Regions from separate parts of the Mus musculus genome. Here region 1 is linked to region 2. Evidence: chromatin loops called from intact Hi-C (ENCODE). Cell type or tissue: left cerebral cortex. All regions are shown on one strand. Links, peaks and the distances in the headings refer to the core of each region. The heading gives the core; the rest is flanking DNA.

The links. A loop is a pair of places that touch in the nucleus more often than their neighbours do. Peaks named below come from ENCODE experiments on the same cell type or tissue, not always from the same donor. Only the 100,000 strongest peaks of a DNase experiment are listed, where the experiment ranks them.
Region 1: a loop joins it to region 2, with 2.9 times the contacts of the local background. A loop is called at or near these places in 2 of 42 quality-filtered maps.

Annotation. Positions count from the first base shown.
Region 1 is chr4:13,736,142-13,747,424 of GRCm38, reverse strand. It overlaps a transcript of Runx1t1 not described here. Among named protein-coding and RNA genes, the nearest start is that of Runx1t1, 43 kb to the left of the region's middle. In left cerebral cortex, for the core only: a CTCF peak has its summit at 4,147; DNase peaks (open chromatin) are centred at 3,747, 4,071, 4,404, 5,111 and 7 more places; H3K4me3 peaks cover 5,192 bases; H3K27ac peaks cover 4,872 bases.
Region 2 is chr4:13,093,197-13,104,778 of GRCm38, reverse strand. Gm11820 (a long non-coding RNA gene) reads right to left here. Exons shown (of 9, transcript XR_390410.3): 2 at 10,091-10,371; 3 at 9,383-9,474; 4 at 8,172-8,388; 5 at 7,929-8,029; 6 at 2,849-3,723; 7 at 2,539-2,750; 8 at 483-534. Among named protein-coding and RNA genes, the nearest start is that of Gm11820, 7.6 kb to the right of the region's middle. In left cerebral cortex, for the core only: a CTCF peak has its summit at 5,723 (motif pointing left); DNase peaks (open chromatin) are centred at 5,733 and 8,282.

The DNA of each region.
Region 1 (11,283 bases), core at 1-8,000, 640 kb before region 2:
GGGGGATTTTGAGTTGGTACTGAAGTCTATAACTATTAAAATCCTTGATTGTTTTTAAGTGATACTCCTCTTAGCCCAGTTGTACACACTTACTTAGCTTTTAATAGATTACTCTCAAAACCTTCTTCTAAGCTACATTTAAAATTTTTAACTGATTCTAACTAAGCATTTCTGTGGTTTTGTAAGTACGTAAAGTGACTCCATTCCATAATAAAGAACTTCTACAAACCTCAATTTGCCCTGCGTTTGCTATCAATAAAGACCAAAGAACACAATATGATGAATAAAGTATCCATATTAAAATAAAGAACCTTTAAATGCCCAAACAGCAACAAACAAATAGCCTTTCCCTCTTACATAACTTACAGTAATAGACTCCAGCAAAATGCAACTGACTTGGTTTTTTTTTCACATGCAAATTGTGCAGGTGCCAATTTTTCAGACTGCTTTGCTATGAGGGGCTATGTTGCCTGCATAAAACCTCAATGAAGAAGGCTTTGCATTCAGTGCCTGTCAGCTGATGTTCATATCAAAGAAGTGAGAAACAGGATTTGACAGTGAAGAATGTCCTAAACTGACAACTACTGACCAGCATTCTTAATGGAAGCATTTCTTTCTCGTGATCCCTTTTCAATGTTTAAAACCGAAGGAGGGTAGCTAAGCCTCTAGTTTACAATAAAATAAATTATAACTGCAGCTGACATTTGTGAGGTTCTTTACAATTTATAAGGAGTTTGCCCAAAAATATTTAGGCTAACGCCTCGATTGGGAATCTTTTCACTGACACTAACACCAAGGGCAGTGTTTTCCTTCTTTCAGAAAAGGATTGGGTAAGAATTACAAAGCACTTAGTCCTCTGTAATTCAAAGGTTGCTCTCCTGATATTTCCAGGAAGTTGTCATTTAACAGGCCAGCTTCCCCTGCACTGAAGGTAGAATACTTCTTATTAGGAAGATCCTTTCAAAGACCACTTCAAAAATCAAGTCATTAGCAGGTATTGGTGGGTGAAAGAGACTTAGTCAACAAAGAAAAATGGCATTTCAAAGACTTTTGCAATGATTTGAGTTGTCCAAATATTAGAGAGAGAAAAAAATCCAGATGTTCTCTCTGCTGCTTTTATTAGATGAGAACCAGCAAAAATTGCATCCTGAAATTCTCCCACAGAGTATCTAGGTTTTCAAAGAAAGGGGCCTGCGGTCTACATGGTCTACATGGTCTATATGGTCTACATGGTTTCTAATTAACGGTTAAACAAATGTTTTTAATACGAACTTCATGAAGTTCTTCTTGTAGCATGGGCTTAATTAAAATCCAATTTCTGTGTGCCAAGAATGATTCCTTGGTAATTTTGTTAGTATTCTGTGTTTTCAAAGAATAGATTTATTTTTTTTTTAAAAAAAATCAAATGTGAACTACATTTGATAAGGGAAGAGTTCAACTGTCTAACACTCATCCTGGCTGGAAAATTAAAATATAACATAAAATAAGTAAAAAACTGGAACAAACTGAGATTCTAGTTAACATCATGTGAGACTATTAGCCCTCTATTTCAAAAAGAGTGAACAGAAAATGAAATCACATAACCACCTCTCTCTTCGTTGACAGCCTTTATCATCGTGCTAAAACTAGACAGCATTTTAAGAACTGATATGGAGAAATAACGCATTGGGGATGTGTTTTTGTTTAGACACATCCCAAACACCCAAACTGAGGCCACCGAGGCTTGGGAAACAATGGTATGTGCTGATCCTTTCTAAGGATTTGTGTGAACAGGGGAGTTGGACACAGAAAAGACTTCTCGCAAATGCTGCAATAAACTAACGAGGCCCCCCAACGCTCACAAACTGTTCATCACAGAGAAGCTGCTCAATTTGTATTCCGGGAGTGTGGACTTCCCGGGCATAGACCCAGTTCTTCTGGTCTATAAGAAGGGGGATGATAATAAGAGCCACGGAGGGCACTTAAAAATGGTACAGATGTTGAAAAGGAGGCTAGGAGGGAGGAAAGCCTGTAAAACACATTTTAGCTCACACAGAAGATATAAAGGATGCTTTGGTCAGCAACCCGACCTTTATCGGGAGATAAATCAATTTGCAGCAGCTGTGGACAGCCATTTATACACAGGCCCTGGGCAGATTAATTAAGGGAAGCGAAGTTAAAAATTCAAGAGGGCTCAGAGTTACATCAAGCACATGAAGTTGGTCTGGAGTGGCCTCTCCAGCTCCCCAGCACCTCACTCCCTCGCTGTTCTTCAGGGTCTCTTCCCAGGGAATACTAGATAAGTCCTTTAAAGAGTCTTTCTGCACATTTTCCCGAGAGGCACCAGTCATGCTGGGGCACGCTGGGATTTGTGGTGCCCAATCCTGAAGGAAAGTTAAATTCAAAAGACTTCCCTGCTACCCTTTGCAAAGGAGCTAGGAAGGCCCAGGGCTCCAAGACTCTGGCCAAATCCTCCGAGCTGTAACAGCCTTTAGTGGGAAGAGGAGGAGAGAAGGCAGCTATTTTTAGTAACAGTCGTGGTTCACATCCTACTGCCCGGAATCATAACACTCAAAACTTTTCCAAAGCTTAACTGACCCAAAAAAAAAAAAAAAGAAAGAAAGAAAGAAAGAAAGAAAACAGTTTCAAAAACTGGGTTTAAGTGCGTATGCGGACTTAAACTGTTTTTTGCTTAAATCATCCTGGTCAGGACAAGATCCGTCCGGGGTGGAAGAGGGTTCCAACCAACCTGGACCTTCTTTCTAGATTCGCCCAGAGGATGGTGAACTGCGGGGACCCGGGAATGTGCTAGTCCCAGTTACTTCCCCTGAGGGATTTCTGGAGAACGTAAGAAATTCTCCCGCAGCAGCTCGGGTTTGGCTTTCTTCCTGCGGGAGGTACTGGGCAATATGTTGTGCTCTAGGCTAGGAATAGGCGGGCGTCGCCGGGTCCCGACTGTGATGGGAACACCCTAGAAGGCCAGGGCAGCTGGGCCAGCGGGACACGGTAGTATGGTGGAGGGGATGCTACCCAGGTATCCCCAGCTACGAAGCTTGGGATTTGCCTCCGGCGGGACACTTAGCTTAGAGAAGCCGCCTGATCATCCTTGTGAGGTTTCCCATCAAAGCACCCCAAATGCCCGAGTAAGAGAAAGTTGTCAGGCGGTCGCACAGCGCCTGGGTGCAGGGAACCAGAATCTTACCCAAATTGTAGCCCAGAACCAAGTTAGGAATTTTTAATCTTGCTCCTAGGACTAAGGTGTCCATGAAAATAAGCCTTTCGCTTCCAGTTTTAAAAACCCATGATGCGGGTGTGGAGCCACCTGCCAAACACATCGTGGACCAATTGACCAGTTGTTTAGTAGAAGGAGACATGCTTATCTTTCTGTTCTCCTTTGATGGAAAAAAATTTAAAATAACTAAAAAGAGAGTGCGGGGAATCTAAAGCAAAAACGGAGGGAAATACTGTCTTATCTGGTCCTCGAAGTTCAGTGTCATCGCAGACTCCAGCAACCTCAATGATCTTGTTTGCCCTGCTACGCAGTCCTACTCTAGTTGAGCGTCAAGTTCAGCCCAGAGCCTCTCGGTCCAATTAATCCAAACGATGCTGACGGTCATCGGTCATCGGCATAGTAATTAACAGTACCAGCCCGAGGCCGGTCCCAGCCACCCGCTCTCCAGCCCGCCCGCCGACCCAGCTCGCCCGTTGGCACTTACACTGCACAGGGCTGGAGAGTCCCACCATCCGCCGCGGGCTCCCAGCTGCAAATAAAACTTCCTCCGGTCGGTGCCGGCCGGCGGGGCCAGAGGACCAGGGCGCGGCGCCGCTTCCCTCGCGGTGCCAGAATGTCCGCGGCCACTCGCCCACAAGCGCTCGTCCAGAGACCGCCCGCCTAGTCTTGCGGATCCCCGGCAGTCGCCTCGCACAGCGAGCCGCGGGGCGAGGAGCCCGGGGTGGCGGACGCCAGGCAGACGCAGGCTGCGACGCGGAGCCCGGCGCGCGCCGAGCTCAGCTCCCCCTCCTCCCGCCTCGCTCCCTCCCTCCGCTCCTCTCTGTTGTTGCTGCTGTGGCTGACAAATGTGATGTGGGGCGCAGGGGATTGCCACTGTCACAGGCGGCGTCTGCGTCCGCCTCGCCCGCCCTCGCTCGCTCTCGAGGAAGGCGACTGCATTTATCTGCAGGGCGTCCGGGCGTCCGCCGGGGAGCAGGAGCGCCGCGCGCAGCGCACAGCGCCCACAGCGCCCGCACCAGGTCGGCTGCCGCGCGCGCCCGCACCCGGGGGCGCCGCGGCCGCTCGGGAGGGAGGCGGCGGCGTGGCCGCGACCAGGTGCGGGGGGTGGGGGTAGGGAAGCTAGGCGGGTGGTGGAGGTGGAAGACATCTGTGTCATGCGGGAGGTCACGGGGGTCAAGTATATGTTAACAATGGGCAGACCCGGCTCGCAGGGGTGCGCTGGCGGGCCGGAGGCCTGTCTCCCTGGCCTCGCCCTCTCTGGTCCAGGCTGGACATGGGGCTGGCTCCCTAAGGATGCTCTCCCAGGCTCGGGACGTGTTGGTGGCCCCAGTGCCCTGCAGTAACCCAAGACGACCACTTTCCCTGGCCATCTGGAGAGCTCCTAGCTGCCCTGCCTGTGTCTCATCACTGGCTGCAGAGACAGCTCTGCTAGAAATCAAGCCACTCTCAGATCTCTCTAATCCCCTTCTGTTAGCTGATTTCCAGACCGACTATTTGCTTTCGCATTAGATAATAGCCTTAGAGAAAACAATTATCATTTCTTTTCCCCCCTTTGTTTTTCTACTTCTCCTGTAGTATACCATTAAGAGAGACCTCTTTCTCTCCCTCGTTTTTTATTGAATATGGTCCCCTCCCCCCCCCAGATATTAATATCAATACTTTAGAAGGAGGAACGAAGTCCCTAAGGAAAATGTAGGGTGAAAGAATTCCAGATATTTCCAGAATAAATAAATAACATCTCCGTGAAGAGTGCTGACAATTTGTACAGAGCAAAAATGGGCTTGAATGGTAATGAAAATATTAATATGTAGGTCAAATATGATCAGATAATGGCTTGCAATGATAAGTAAAATGAAATCTTTTAAAATGATCATGGAACGGTGCCACGGCTGCAAATGTTATTGTATTTAGTGGAACAGTTTGAAATCCTACACTGAACCATGTTTTCTCCAACTGGTCTAAATCAATGTAAAATGTCCTGTGAGCATGTTTTAAAATTTCATCTTTGTAAAGAGGGGGAAATGCATGCGAGTAAGAGTCAGCCTGATGTCATAAGAACTGATAAGACATCCGTGGCTTTATTTTTTAAAGTGGTGTTTCAAATATTTAACAGTGGATGAAAGCCCCCCCACCCCACCCTTTTAAGCCCAGCTGGGCTTCCAGTGCTGAAGTCTTTGCAGCCTGTACTCATTTTTAGCAATTCATTTTCAGAAAACACTCATTGTACATTCTGCCCTCTCCTTGGGACATTTGTCTAATGAATTATAACACTGTCTTAGTATTTAATATTATGATGTTCTTCACATAAATCTCCCCCATTTTATCAAGGTATATAGCCTATAGGAATTTCTACACTAGGGTTTTCTTTTTCTCTGCTACACTCACAAATCTTAACAGCACTAATAATCTTAAAATATAGAATTTTATGTTCATGTTAGTGTGGTTCATGTCAGAGCTTACTATGTATTCCTGAGGGAACCAAAAACCATATTGATAATCTGGTGCCCTGTTACCTGCATTCTTTTATGTCCAAGATAAAAATGAGTTGTTTGCATTCTAGAATTATACACTAATCCTTAGTTAAAATTAATAAAGTGGTGTGTTACTCAGAAATGATTTGTAAAATAATGTAACTTCTTAAGTTGTAATTTAAATTTAAAATGAAAATAAATTAGCAATAATTTTACACTATATATATGTGTGTGTGTGTGTGTGTGTGTGTGTGTGTGTGTGTATATATATATATATATAAAATGTATGAATGGGGTAGGGAAATAAGTTAAAATTATGGCATATTTTTTCCTTCTCATAAATTGTGCCTGTGTAAATATGAAAATATATTGGAAACTTTGAACTTCTAAATCAAAGGAAAGTCCCTTGGAGTTCCCTGCAGATCATCTTTATAATACACAAAGCATGTTCTATGGGTTTTCACAGATATTATAGGATCATCCTTTTGGCCAGTTATGGTTTAAAAAAAAAAAAAAACATTGATTACTGCATACTTCCTAGCCAGTTATGGCTTTTTTTAAATGTTTTTTTTTTAAGGGATCGATTATTGTATACTTCTTTTAAGAAAAAGTCTTCTATTTGAGTTGGGTTTCTATCAGACTATTATCATTAAATCTATGGTTTGTTCTTCTTCTTCTTTTTTTTTTTTTTTTTTTTTTTTGGTAATTCTACTAACAAAAGCTGAAGCAATACACTCCTGAGCTGATGGGGAGAGAATGAGTCTTAGTAGTCTTTAATCCCACTTGCCTCCTCCTTAAAAGACTTGAATTATTTAAAATATAAAGATATCATTCTTTAGGGTGTTTATCCTGGAATTACTTCCTAATTCCTCTATCTGTAGCAGAGAGTTAACTGCAGAGGCAGCTGGAGCATGAGCTGAGAGTGAAGTGTGACATAGAAAATGAGACATATTAGGTGCCCCAAAGAGAGCAGCAGCAGGGGAAGGCTGTAGGGTAGTGGGGGAATCAGCTGACAGCAGAAGTCTATAATATATTTGGCTACTTTAGCCCTGCCATGGAGGTGCACACATGACACACTATCCAAAGCACAATGAAAGATTCACTGATACATTCTTTCCAGCCAATCTAAGAAGACCTGGAGGAATAAGTCCTCCTCCTATCAGAATACAAGCAGAAGGATCAGGTTTCTGTATGTTCAACACTAGCTTCCTAAGCAAAAACAAAAACAGCAGTACAATAAAAAAAACGTAGGAAGTAAAACCTATACCTGTGCATCACCACAACGCCATTAGATCAATGAACAAACCATACAATAATATGCTGAATTAAAAAAAAAAAAAAGACAACTTTGCTGACACTTTTCTTCTATTGTAGATTTGCTCTTTACACCATTAAATTTTCATTGTTGCAAAAGTATCGAGTTCTTGAGTTCTATTTACAAGTTTATTTTTTCAAAAATGTTACCTATGCATACTTTTTGTTTTCCCTTAAACCAGCCCTAAAAAACCCAGGGCTTTTATGCAAATTTCTGAGGAATGCTTATTACCTTCTTTAGAGATTTGTGATTCACCTCTCTCTCTCTCACACACACACACAAAAGGAATTCCTCTACTGAATGTTAACAAGTATTTAATTTGCACTTTTAAAATTCCTTCTTCCAGATCTTAAAGCTTAAAGGACTTCCAAGCTGTGATTTTTCTCTTCCTTAAGAAAGTCCTCCTGCTTGCCTGGGTGGAGGAAAGTCTGTAATTACCACATTAGTTCCTCCTAACAAAAAATATTTATTGTTGCACTTGTGAAAAATAGAATATGATAAACATGAAGAATGGCAAGCCATAATTACATTTTCTTAAATCTATATTCACCCACGACTCGTGGCTTTCCCCGTTTCTGCTGGAGTGTTTCCTGTAATTTACTTTTGGGGCTCTCTATGGACGAATTTTATTCCAAATCTTGGTAATTGTGTTACATAACTCTTTCATGTTTTATTTCAGATATGATGGAAAGGAGAACAAGATCAGAGATGGTTTATTTTATTCCAAGGCAGTTGAGCCATATAAACAGTATAGGCACACTGTTGAGTAAAAATACCTTAGATGTTTTAGAAATTTTTAAACTTGGAAATGTAGAAGTCACATAAGCCAGCAAAAAGGTTCTCATCACTCCATCAAATAAAATAATCATTTCAACCTGCTTTAGCTACTGTAGACAATGAGTTTGATTTTTATGACCCAATGTATCAATGTAGTCATGTACATTTTGCTATACTACCTTAAAACAAGCTTACACAATTCCAATTATTTTTTTCATTTTCTACAACAAAGATCCTGAGTTTTGAAGAGTTGTACAGAATAGGTCTTATTGGTGTTTCCTTAAGATGGAAATGCCTGTTGGGCGTGGTACTGCATGCCTTTCATCTCATCATTGGGGAGAGAAATTTCCACGGAGTTCCATGAGCTCACACATAGCCTGCTCTATGTACTGAGTTCCAGGCCAGCCAGGGTGACATAGTGAGACTCTGACTCAAAAACCAGTTTTGACATTTAAACATTGAAATGTGTCATGTGACCTGCTGCAGCGCTGCATTTATTGCAAAAAGTGGACCACACACATCTGTGCACACACACAAAAACACACACCTATACTTAACATACATATTAAATGCATACATATGTAATCTTGTGTGATCTAGTAATTAGCCTCTTTGGCCTAGAGCTGAGTCATATCTAGTACTGATAGTAAATAAAATACTTATTCATGTTGCTCACCTAAACTATTTCTCAACCTTATTTTGGAAACCTGCTTTTTGAAATAGTATAAGCCAAAATAAAATCAGGGGACATCTCCACTGAAGTTCCACGTCCCGTATCCTTTACTGAGTTTGCACTGTGAAATTACTCATCTTTTGTCATATATTTTAAGCTGGTGGTTACACTGTCCATACAATCCTTAACTAAGTGTGTATCATGGTAGTCTAATCATGCAAAGACAAATGTCTTTGTTTTGTTGATTGCACAGTATCTGGCACACAGTAGGTGCTGAATAAATACTTTTTGAATGAAAAAGGAAAACTTAAAACATTTCTATTCGATGAATGTTTTACATGTGGCAAATACTACCCAACAATTTCTTTTTGACCCAATATTAAGAATGCTAAGAGTTTTGATACTACTGAGCTTTTAAATTAATAAAATGTGGAAATGTCATCTGTGTCTTTTACATATGTACCACTGTGTTTTGTGACAAGTGATGTATTTGATTTTATACACACACACACACACACACACACACACACACACACACACACACACACACACATGCAGGTATATACATTCTGATCGTGTCTTAACTAAGCCTAACATTCTTTCAGATAAGTTAACAAGCTATTTTAAACTTTGCCCCCTGTAAATTGAGTCATGTTCTTCAATCATCTAGACATGTTTTAAAAATATGATATACCTCAACTTCATCCCAGTTAGATTGTGGATATGAAACAAGTTTTTCTTTCTCCTCTCCTACAGTAATAGAAACATGTGTTTAGTACAAACTTCTCTGGTTGGCAAAGACTGACAAGCTGTTTAATTTGTCAACAGTGTACTCTTCTTCTTGCATTTAATTATTGTAATGCTGCGGATGGAGAGATAGATTAGCGGTTTAAAGCCTTACAGCTCTTGTCAGAGGACTGTGGTCCAGTTTGCTCCCAGCACCCACATCAGGCAACTCACAAATGCCTGTCACTTCAGCTCCAAAGGAGTTAACATCTTCTGACCTCCCTGGGCAGCCACATAAGCTGATTCATACACATCAATAAAATAGCAAAATAAATCTTTAAAAAGAGTTACCACACCATTGATAACTTACACAGTGATCTGGATGATTTAAACATGTTCATACTTAATAAAGAATCAGTTATATTTGGAGCCTGCTACTTTAGTTATCATAATTTAAGACAGCATATGTGGATCTGCATTGGCTCTACCTTTTGAAAAATGCACAGTATTTTAGTCAGCTCATTTCCCCTAATTCTCTAAAACAATCTATGGACAGCGTAAAGCATGGCGCCTGCTGAACCCATATCACCCACTAAGACTGCTTCAATGCAGAATGCATCCTCCTCTGGGAGGAAAACCCCAGCCAACTGGCTCAAAGCTCGGCAGTAGGATGAGAAGGAATTTTTGACGGACAAGTCTGTAGCAAATATGGGCCTGCTGTTAATCATGTTCAGGGTGAAGTTGTTTTACACAGTCCTTACCTCTTCTGAACTCCTACCCCCACACCACCCCCAAGCAGGACGAACACTCAACTCAAGATTGGTTGTCCAACTACAAGGCAACGTAGAATGGACATGGCTATCAGCTCAGTCTTCCTTCTGAGTTCCTCCCCCAGATCTCATCTGTTGCCTTTTAGACAATCCTTTAGTCATTGTGCCCTTCGGGTTAAGCACCAATAAAAATCACACGCCAATCATACACAGAATCACATCCATTCAATAAGCCCTACAAACCTGCCATTTGATCCAGAGTCGTTGAGTAGTAACAAATTCTACATAATAGAAAATTTTGATTCATCGTAGTTTCTAGAGGGGAAAAAAAGATATTTATGGAATGAAATGTGACTTCCATGTTCATTTTTAAATGTGTTGGGATCATAGGTATGACCTACTACATCTAGCTTAAAATTTTATTTTCAAGCAAATATTTCTACATGTAGGTGCCTATGGGGGCCAACGGTATCTGATTCCCCAGATATGGAGGTGAAGATGGTTGTAAACCACTTAATCTGCTCTCTGAGAACCTAATTCATAGCCTCTGAAGAGCAGCAAATGCTCTTTAACTACTGACCCATCTCTCTAGATGTTTTTAATAAAAAGCAAATATGTTACATAGAAAGAGTATCTTAGACACTCTTTGAAATGAGTGCTCAGAACCTGGGGATTATATTTGTGATGGTTTGAAAATGTCTGGCCCATGGCAAGTGGCTCTATTAGGAGGCATACCCTTGCTGGAATAGATGTGTCCTTGTTAGAAGAAGTATGCCACTGTGTAGGCAGGCTTTGAGGTCTCCCTAGTCTCAGGCTCCACCCAGTGTGGAAGAGAGCCTCCCCTTGGCTGGCTGTGGAAGAGAGTCCCCTCCTGGCTGCTTTCAAATCAAAATGTAGACCTCTCAGCTCCTTCTCCTACACCATGCCTTCCTGGATGCTGCCATGCTTCCTACCATGATGATAATGGACTGAACCTCTGAAACTGTAAACCAGCCCCAATGAAGTGTTGTCTTTTACAAGAGTTACCTTGGTCACATTGTTCTTTTATAACAATGAAACCCTTATTTAAATGCAAACTGTGCATCAGCAGGCTTAGTCTCTTGCGCAAGAGTTTGCATTTCCAGAATAAATTTAGAAAGTGCCAATGAGCTGGACCACCTATCTGGAGCAAGGTTCACTCTTTGTGGGAGGCACTGAGAAGACCCTACCTCTCCTGTATATGACCACCCTTTGCACAAAGGCCTACAGGACTTTAGTATTCATAAAATCCCCAGAATGAGACAAGAGAACCCTGCAACTACTACGAGGCTCTGGACCTCCCTACCCACCTGCCATTGAGA
Region 2 (11,582 bases), core at 1,828-9,827:
TAATAGGCCATTCATTGGCTGAAAAAAATATTCTGAAGTTCTGACCTGTATTTTGACATACACATGCATTAGATATCATTGGTCACATTTCTAATTGGCTTGCTTTGTCTAACTTTTAGGTTGTCATATATAGAATCAACTTTGAGGGGCCATTTCTCTCTCAGGCAAAGGTTTACTTTAATGATCAAGCAGTACTCTAATTTCAATGCCATTGTTTGGGAATTCCAAGAAATATATTAAATAAATACTTCTGTTTTGCTTTAACTAATTAGCTATTTTAAGATGTATGCTTTTTGGAATTAAAGGAAGAGTGGTGGTGTTTGCTTGCTCGCTTGCTCGCTTGCTTGATTGCTTTAATAAAAGGAAATAAACCAGAGCAATCAGGAAATACTTACAGACTCTTGGGAGGAAAAAAATATCCTTCAAGTAGAATGTAGTACTAGATCGTTAAAAAATAAAGACATCATAAACCCATCAGTTACCTTAACTGTGTCATAACCTTCCGTCTTCTGATCAGCCTTTAGTGACATATGTCTATGAAAAAAAAGGACGGTTTAACTGGAAGATTATGATGCTGGCATACATCAGAAGTGAAGAGACCATCTCCATTAATTATACATATTTCTTAAATGTTTTTGCGATTGTTGTCTTCATCTTTAGTTTTGTTTTGTTTTGTTTAGAATTGACTATGGTTTCTGATAGGGTGAATTCGTTTTCATGCGGTTCTAAAAGCAAGTAGCATATATTTCCAAATGGCAGAATTGGCCTTTGGATGAATATAGCCATCCCTAAGCAAAGTCATAAACATTAAGGTGAAAGCCAGTCCAGGACTCTATTTTATCAGCATTGTTTTCAAACCAACAAGCACAGCCAGACTGAGCTACCTCCATGGCAGGAATCATCAAAGAGGCCTCTTCTTGAGACCTAACACCTCCTTTCTTGAGAACATCAAATAATGATGCAGCCCTTCCATTCATTATTTCTACATTTCAGTCAATAGAACCAATGATACACGAAGGTCAAAGGTGACAGTAACTGACCACACTTCCATATTCTATCTTGCACTGAGTATCAGGATGTTATGAGTATGAATGACTCAAATCTTAGGACTTCCTGGACAAAGTAAAATAGCCCCTAAGATACGTACCAAAAAAAGGGTAAACTCTGTCTTATACATATTGTGAAAATCAAGACACATTAATATATTGGATTTTTAAAATAATTTGAAAAAAAAAAGAATTAGTTATTTAATTAATTAAATTCCACCTAAAGATATGCAATTGACTGGGTTGGATTCATACAAATTAGTATGGCCAGCATTGCGAACCTGAAAATATTTCATTTGTAATAAAAAAAGAAATATCCTCAAGACTCTCAAATGCAGTTAGGGCTTTTCAAGTGCACTGTCTGTCACTTTGTCTTTGTACCAGAAGCAAATTATTTCTTAAGTGCTAATTGGCAGTTCTGTAAAGATTCCACAGTGCCCCCATGCTAATTACATTGCCTGCAGAATTCTCAGTCAGACTCTACCTCCAGCCAATACAGTCAGGAAATCTGACAAGAAATTTTATGCTCAAAGTTCTCACATAGGGAAATACTTCATACTGGGCTATAAACATGTGGAAATACCTGAAAGCCATTTCCTCTCTCTCATTAGGGATGCTCTAACTTGACTAATCTATAGTGTGCTTACATTTTTGAAGTGTTACATTTGTGGTCCACATACTGAACACTTGAAATAATTGTAACCAATAAATGTAGCCGCGTGGCTTGTTGATTGTCAAGTTGATTAAGCTGCTCCACTGCAGGATTCCATGTGGATCTTTCTCACATAAATTATTCCAATCAGAGTGAAATTTGCTTGTGTTAAAAAAAAATTATGTGTCTGACAGGTGATGGTTGCCTCCAAGGACTTGATCAAAAAAAGAAATTTATAATTAGGAGGACTTATTTAAGGTTCATGGGCTGATGTAGTGTGAATCCATGACTAACTGGGAAGAAAAGAGTAGAAGTACTATGCATTTCAGTGTGTGGTTTGGCACTTGCTAACCCTGACTACAGGAAGCTCATTTCTTCATACTTCTGATTTCTCTCTCTCAAATAAAGCTGGTATTTAAATTATACATATAAAAATTGACAAACATTTTAGTTAAAAGGAGTAAAATATCAGCAATGCTCCTACACTGTAGTAATAATATTGATACTGTGAATTATTGTGGTCAGGATTAAACAAGTTAATATACAGAAACATTCAAGACAGTGATCGGGGCCTGTTAAGTAATATATATATATATATATATATATATATATATATATATATATATATATATATATATATATATATATACACATATATATACATATATATACATATACATATATATATATGTTATAATATTTTTAATCTTTTTACAATTCAGCTTATGAGAAGAGAAACAAAGAGTACATATTAGTGGTTTCTGTTCGGCATGCTGTTTCCCTGTCTTAGGTTGCAACAAGAGCACCTCCCACCATTTCTCCAGTATGAGACTAGGATACCTGGTTGAAGGAATGGCTGTATCAAAAGAGGATCAAATGAAAGCTCTCAAGGAGCATAAGGACAAAGTCTTAGATCAGTGTTTTCATTCCAGTGGCTGGTTCTTCACGTTAAGGTTGAAAAATCAAGCGATAACATTTAGTGTGGGCAAAAAAGCCTGTTTAGTAATAGGTCCAAGAAAGTCTAGTGAGCAAGGAAGACTCAAAAGCCACTCCTGTAAGAAAGAAAAAAACAACCCTTCAATTTGTAATGCTTTTGATAAATCTCTTGCTTTATGACTAGGGGGATTTGACCCTCCACAAACCATCCCACCTCATAACAGAATGGCCACTTGAGGTATGTTTTCTCTTCTGAGCTCCAAGTTCATATGAGCTTCTCAGAAAATAGCTCAAAATGCTGCCGTTATGTTTACCCTGAGGGAATGAGAAGAGTAGTTATAGTTCTTATAAGGTGTTATCTCTCTGGAGAAAGGCAGATGTATCAGGATATGAATGCGATAAATTCCCTTGCTGTTCAACTGTAAATCCACAACAGTCCCTTCCAAGAAAATTGCCATAAACCCCATCATCATCTCAAAGCCTGTGTTTCTCCACAAGTTGCTCACTCAGATGTCCCAAGCCTTTCAAAAATTACTACTTGCTCTTCTTACACATTTTCCAATTTCATCATGTGCTCACTTCAAGGTGTAGGGGATAGCAAGAAGAAATGTTAAGTGTCACTTTGCCCAGACTTTACTATAATCTAATTATTGTAAATTATGTGAACAGCTGTCACCAGCATAAGCAAATAACAGATTTTCGTTTTATACTAAATGCATTGATTATTGTTGTCAAACACTTACATTACATATGATCACATGGTTGCAACAATAGTTCTATTCTAAGCTGACCACTGATACATAACATAATTCTAAACAGTGTCGTGCATTGTAAATGTGCTAGTCCTCTGCTATTGAGTGGAAGAGAGGCTGGCCTATCTTGGTTATGTCTATCAGTATTATAGCATAGACTATCTGTGTGCCCATTCTGGTTAATTCTACTTCTTATGCTATTTTACGTGATGTGAATGGCTATTATTTAGAATGGTATAACAAACATAACTTAATTTTTGACTTCCAAATGCAACTCTACCATGTATTGCCACCAGGACTAAAATAGCAGCAGCGTACTCTGGGATGATGTCATTCCCTATAAATAAAACAAAACAAGAAAATCAGGCATAAAAAAAAATCTACAAGCCAATGAGAAATAGCTCAGAACTGAAGTAACTCCATAGTTCTAACAGAACAAAGAAGTTCTTCCTGACTCTTAATTCCCTTGTCATTGTTCTCCAAGTAACAAAACTTATCAGGATTGATTTATTTGAAACAAATAGTGTTGATGTTCTAAGATATAATATTGGCATAGTAATCTTGGAAATAATAATAAGAACACAATTATATAATACCATGTAATTTAGACGATGGTAATTCTTAATACTCATAAGAATACTATTGTCTTTATGTTAGCATAAAAATATCAGGCTTCTGAAACCCTGCAGTGACCTCTATATTAAATCCAGTGTTCTGACTGAAACCATGCTACAGGACCCCATTTCATTTGTGGGGCTTACTTTGTTGATAAGGTGCCTAAAAATCTGAAAATTAGAGAAATGGCTCTTATTAAAAACAAAATATTCATTATAAAATATTTTATAGTTATATTACATATTATAATTATATATTATAATATAGAAAGCAAAACATTCTTAGGATATAAGAATAAGAATCCGGCTACCTGCTGGAGTCTTAACTGGACTGTCTGCTGCCTGAAACTTATATTGTTATATACCCTTCCACTCTAAGTCATGCTTACCTAAGGATAACACACTGAACACTGGTAAAGGACATTTTCAGTTAATTCACTCTCTAGGCAGACACGGATGCAGGGAGGACAGGTCTTGGGAGGACCCTGCCAATTTACCAAGCATCAATTCTCTGTGTACAGAGGGGAGACTAGATACCACAACATGGACACTGAAGGACCAATTCGAGTGGCCACTTAAGATCAGAAATACAATTTGAGTTGGTTAGCACAATGATTAGCATTAAAAAGAGATGGAACGGGCCCAGCAAGACAGCTGGGCAGGTGAAGACTCCACCCTCTAAGTGTCATGATGTGGGCTGGATCATTGGGATCACATGATGAAGAAAACTGACTCTCAGATGTCATCATCTGATCTCCATACCCACACCATCATACACATGTGCACACACACATTCATATAAAGCCAAGAAGTAGACACATTATACGAACATAAAACCACTGACTTAGTGTTTAGCATTTTGAGGATAGAATCTAGAGCCTTGTTCATGCTACACAAATGTTCAACCACTGGCCTACTTCTCAGCCAGCCACAATTCATTTTCTGCTTTAATTATAATTTTAATCTTTCTTTCTTTCCTTTTTTTCTTTCTTTCATCTTTAAAAAAAAATGTGTGTATGGGTGTTTTGCATATGAGCATGTCTGTGAATCACATGCATGGCTGATGGCTACTAGAACCCAGAAAAGGTCATTTGATTCTCAGGAACCCACTGTGTGGGTGCTGGGGCTTGAACCAGTATCCTCTGCAAGAGCAGCAAGTGCTCTTAATTGCTGAGCCATCCGGGCAGCCTGTTATTCCTTTCTTTCTTCCCAATAAATACAGGGTTTTCATTCTTGCAGGTCCTTTACATCAGAGTTTTCAATATAACAATATCTCATTGCCATTACAGAGAAAATAAGGATGATATCAGATATCAAGACTGTCTCATCAATAATGGTCCCATGGGAGAGTGGAAGAAGACAGCATAATTTGTAAATGATAGGATGGGCTAATTTTTCAGAAATTTCTTCTGGAAGAATAGATATAAATGTCAAAGAAATAACTGTCTTTCATCTAGCGCCATAGGATAAAATACTTAAACGTGGCAAACACTTTGGACCTTGAGAAACAAAGCACACACATAAATTGTGAGATGTCCATCCCTGGTTAATTTAATAAGGTCAAAATCCTTTTATGTATACAGGCATCATCGTTCATCTCTACTTGTTTATATGTAAGAGATATGGACTGTGCAGAGGCCATTATGTCTCCTGGTAGCTATAAAGCTACCGTGGACATCTCCTTCCACTTAACTTGTCAAACTGCACCAGCTGCCCCCCCTACTGGTAGTGGGGAAATTGCAGGGTAGACTGTTGGTGTTCCTTGTCAAGTCTACATCAGCCCTTTGAGGTTATAAACTAGGATTTAAAAGGTCGAGCAATGGTCTTGTTTGTTTGAACAGAAAGGTAATCTACACATCACTGTCACTGAAGCCTGGAAAGATGTCAGAAGGCAGGTCATTTCTTTCTACTAAAGTGTCTTTTCTTTTATTACCAGCTCTATAACAAGATTATTGAAATGATTCAACAATAGTCATGGCACTGCTATAGAAACCTGTTGAAAGTAAATAATAAAAGCATTTTATCTGAATGGCTGTCATCTTCCTGTTGAGGGATATATTTGTTACATAAGTGCATTTGTGTGTGAGTCTGCCTATGTGAGCTGCTCTAATTTGGTTATGCGGATAGGTGCCATTGTAACTTCATTTTAACCCTATTAGCAAAGAGGGGAGGGCAAGCAGTCTCAAACTGTAAGTCAAAGGAATTGCAACATGACTGAGTGCACTTGAGTCCCAACTGTAATTTAGCATTTGTATTCATCTTAAGCAGCTCAATTAGAAGAAGAAGAAAAAAGGCCACTGCCTTTAGAATAATGTTTTAAAATGCACTGGCTATTCTTAATGACAGAGGGTTAACCATTTTGTCTGTAAATTGTATCCTGCATTATATGTAGATTGGATCAATTTTAATAAATTAAACTACTATTTATAGCTTAGTATTTAATTTCCTTAAATATCTTTTTTATTATTTATAATACTAAACAACATGGACTGAGGAATTTTTAATTATGCTATGCTTTTCTATTTTATTCTTATCAGGAAACCATGATTTTGCAAAGATTTAATAATATTTTCATTTTCCTTAATTTCAAGTAAGTTATATTATCTGAAACTACTGAAACTGACTTATTAATGAAGAAAATTGCTTATAAAGTAGAGTAAAGAGACCATATTTTATCAATGTATCTAGAGCTTTGTCCTCGTGGTTCTGCCTAGTGGGTGCTGCTTGTTAAAAGTGAGACAGATAGTTCTTGGCTAAAGTTCCACAAATGGGGAAATGTGTGGACCTTTATACAGTCTTCTCTCTTGGATGAGGAGACATTTTTATTCCTAGGGAAGAAATAACTAAGTCACTCCAGGGAAATCTGCGCCAGAGAAGAAAGATTGCACAAAAGCAATGTCTCTCCAATTCTACTGTCTAGAAGGAATGGATAAGACAATGGGACAAAGAGACACTTTGTCTATCTAACAAGAGTATAAGGCAACATGTTACAGGTGGGACATATCTTAGTTGTTGGAAATGTTTTCTATTAAAAACTAGAAGCAATTAACCTAATTGAATGGTTTGCGTTCTCCCTCTCTCTCTCTCTCTGTCCATCTCTATCTCTGTCTCTCTTTGTGTGTGTGTGTGTGTGTGTGTGTGTGAGAGAGAGAGAGAGAGAGACAGACAGACAGACAGAGAGAGAGAGACAGAGATATAAACAGAAAGAGATGTATGTACACCTATGAGTAGGGAAGATATGCTCACTCATGGGTGTGGACAGAGCACAGGTCAAGGGAAGGTGAGCTTTTGATACTTGCTATGTATCCAGCTAATATCCCCGCCCACAGTAATATGTTTCAGATGCTACAAGTATTGTTACACTGATTCTTATTTAATGTTCACAGATCACAGTGCAGTATGGACTTTATGATGCTCTCCCTGTGCTAAGATGACTCAGGGCCATCGTGGGCCTTGCTCGACTGCGTGGATTAGTTTCCTTATTTGGCTTTCTTTTTGAATTGAGTATAATTCAAATATGAAGATAATTTATCCTAGCAAATTTCAAGAGGGAAAATACTTTCTTGGTAACTTGATAGCATCTTGAAATTATACATTAACTTTGCTATTTAAGAGGACAGAACAGAATTTTCAGGTGCATTCTGAATATACTGGTCAATACAATTAGTATTTTTTCTCGCTTTCAATTCTATTAAGATTGTGTTATCTGAAGCTCTGTCTGGAACTTGATTATGATTCTGAAGATTATGGGAACCACAGGACTGTTACTATTAGTGTAAAAGGCAATTAATTTCAAGAGAGTGACTTTTGACTCTTTTTAAATATTTCATTCTAAGTAATAAATATTCACAGTAGGAAATAAATCTGAAGAAAATGCATAAAAAACTGTGCTAAGGTATGAACTGATTTATTTAATGTCTACTCCTACCTTTAAAGTGTAGCTGAAGTCTAGATCTATATGGCATTTGTTCATTCTTGTCAATGAAACACTTTAGCCAAGTAAAACCGAAGTTAGCTTCACGCTCCTGTCTGTGAACAAATCAAAGCTCCGAAAGATTAAACTGCTGCCTCAGATATATGCAGACACGTACACAGCATCAAAACTCCCATGACGCTCAAAATGAAATAACTGACAATTCGTGTGTAAATTAAAGGTGCCTGGAAATATTACCAAAAGTCATTTTCCATACACAGGTCTTGCAAGGGATTGGAAAAGGAAGCAAGTTCCTGCGCAGCGCTATGCGGTCCGCATGCATCCATCAGCTGGCCGTTCTCGGGAAGAAAGAAGCTGAGTTGACAGCAGCTAATGCGAAGCATGAAGGGCACGCCTTAATGGAAAGAGGGCTTCTTCTGACCAGGAGTTTTCCCTTCTCATCCCAGTGGTGCAGCTGTTAGTTTGACATTGACATTCAGATGAGTTAGAAGCGGAAGGACAATTTCCATAAAACAACTAGCTGGCTTTGTTAAGTAAAACAGGTCCATTTACCTTCCCAGCCCAATAAAGTGTAACCAACCAACAGTTACAGAGAAAGGAAACACCCAGTGCCCAGCCCACATTCCTTTATCTGTGCATATTGGAAGTAAAGAGGTTTGATTTTACTGACTTTATATTTGGAATTTTGTTTAGTATTTTCTAAGTATAATAATTGTATACTAAATGATCTTTTTATACATACAAACTCAGCTGACTTGACACAACTTGGAGGATGTGGTTTCTATCTTTGTGACTTAAAATGTGTGTGTGTGTGTGTGTGTGTGTGTGTGTGTGTGTGTGTGTGTGAGAAGTGTATATACATGGGGCGCACATGAGTGGAGGTCAAAGAGACCAGAGTACAATTTGTGGGGGTTGGTTCTCTCCTTCTACTCAGTGGGGCTGGGGCCAGAGCTCAGGACAACCTATGACAGCAAGGGCTTCTAACCACTGAGCAGTCTCACTGACTGATGTTTCCCATCTTTCTTGCCAGTCAGAAGAGTGTGACGGTTCTCTGGGAAGTTCTGAATCTGAAATATGATAGGCGGTAAACAAGTCTTCAGTGCGGCTGGTATTGATTTTACTAGGTACAAAGAGGTTGACAATGAAGGCAATGAGAGACGCAGCCTCCTCCTTTAGGAAGCTTATACCCATTTTTCAGAGAGTTAAATCACAGCTATGTGGCCTCATGTCCATCAAGACATTAGTATGGAGGTGGTTAAACCTTCAGAATAGATTTTATTATGTTCTGTTAATCTATAGTCCCTTGTTAGTCTATTTAATGCCACGGTTATTATCAAATAAATTGTATTTACCAGTATCAGAACATTAGTGCCCAGTGCATATATATGCAGTACACGACATCCTGAAAGCCAACCAGGAACATGAACAAGTTTAAGCCAGTCACTCACCGAGTTGGAGGATATGCTGAGAACATGTGATTTCACCATTCTCTAATGCAGAGCGTGCAAGGTAACACTTTCACCTTGCTATCCTGAAAGTTCTAACCGAAATCGATTAGTGAGGGTAGCATTCAGACACATCAGACCGGGGGTGGGGGGGGGGGTGACTCCGCCTGTTTTGATTTTATTGCTTAATTTTTAAGTTACTTTTCTTCAGATTGTGTGTGGAACCTATCTACTGCTTTCAAACAAGCAGGAAAAATCCTGCTGAAGTAATGGTAGTCAGAATCAATAAATAGAAACAATGGAAACTAAATTAAAGCAACAGCCTGATTATTTTACAACTTGAAACAATATCCCCAAAATGAATGTTAAAAATTGCCTAAAATCGATCTGCAACCCTATAGGTGGAACAACATTATGAGCTAACCAGTACCCCGGAGCTCTTGTCTCTAGCTGCATATGTATCAAAAGATGGCCTAGTCGGCCATCACTGGAAAGAGAGGCCCATTGGACTTGCAAACTTTATATGCCCCAGTACAGGGGAATACCAGGGCCAAAAAGGGGGAGTGGGTGGGCAGGGGAGTGGGGGTGGGTGGATATGGGGGACTTTTGGTATAGCATTGGAAATGTAAATGAGTTAAATACCTAATAAAAAATGGAAAAAAAAATTGCCTAAAATCAATGAACATTTTGGTCTGCTGAATTTCTATTTACCCTTCAAAGATCAGTTGTAAAGATCAGTTGATGGTGGCCTCCTCTGTCTGAATTAATAACCGACTCCAGGGTATATCCACGTCCATTTCAGTTCACATCAAGATGAAATACAATTCCTTCTTTAGCTGTTTTCTTTATGATATTTATAGTTTCATACTTTCAGTGTTTGTATTTCCTTTTGCTCCAAGCTTTGGAACATAGTAAGATTTTAAGTCATGTACAGATTCTGTAGAGATCAATGAAGATTGTAGATGCTAACAATCCGCAGCACCAGCAGCCATCTGAAAAATATTCTGAATTAATCTTTAATGCTTTCTTCTTGTTTGGTTAGTGGCTTATTTCATCCTAACATACATTAAGATTCTGTTTAAGTTTTATTAAAACATCTCAATTCTTTATTTTATACCATAGCACCCTAATATTTTCTGACATTGTATTAAACTTTGAAATAGGCTGTTGTAATCATTTTTCCAAAATTTAGGCTACTTTTATATTACCCATCTATGAATAACACACTTTTTTGAACTTCTTCATTTAATTAATTATTATCAATATATGAATTAAGACCTGTGTCACATCTCCAACCCTAAACTTGACACAGAAACAAGGTCCACTGTGAGCGGTGTGTATTATCTACCTTTTAAAACATACAGGCAACGCAAGTACAGAGATACTGCTTGAAGAGTGGCTATGTAGGAGACTAAAAAGCAAACGCAGAAAATAAATGTCTCTTTCTATAAGTAGCATCCTCCAGAAACCTCAGTTTTCTTTATTTCCATATTAAACAAAGGAGTTAGTCATGTGTAAGTTAATAAAGTAAACACAGGGGAGATGTGCCTCAGAATTAGAGCCAGACTGTGAACAACGGAGCAGGAATGTACTTAAACCCCGTACCAGCTCGTGACCAGGTCTGCTCTCTGTCTTCGCTCCTGAGTTTTGGACAAGCGGCAGGAGCTATGAGAAAAACTTTGAACCTGACAAGCACTGCAGGCCTGGGAAAGGCCCCTGTTTTAACACAGCCCAGATGTGATCCCTAATGAAAGCAGCATGGTCCTGCAGCTGCAGCAGTTGGGGCAAGGCATTTGAAACAGAGTAAATTATTTGAAAAAGACATTTTTCCCCTCTTACAAGTATGCTTGACCTGTCTTGGAGCAAAAAATCTTAAGCTGGATTCAAAAACAATTTATAGCCCTTCTCTTATCTTCTTCCGATTGTTGTGCTAAACTTGGTGCCCACAAGAGTGGTGGAAAGCCACTGGGTGTGTGCCATACAAATGTGTTTATCATCCTGACAGAGGGCCTGATCCAGTAAGTCTCCAAAAGCTAAGTTTTAAGCATGTAGAATAGAAAACTCTAAACTAACCAGAACACCGAGCCTCACACTACAGGCTGAATTATTTACGCATGCAATTCTTGTCCATTCTGGCTTGCATCTTATAATCTCCATCAAGGATGTTTGTGTATGTGTTTATCTTATGTTTTCTAAGTTAATT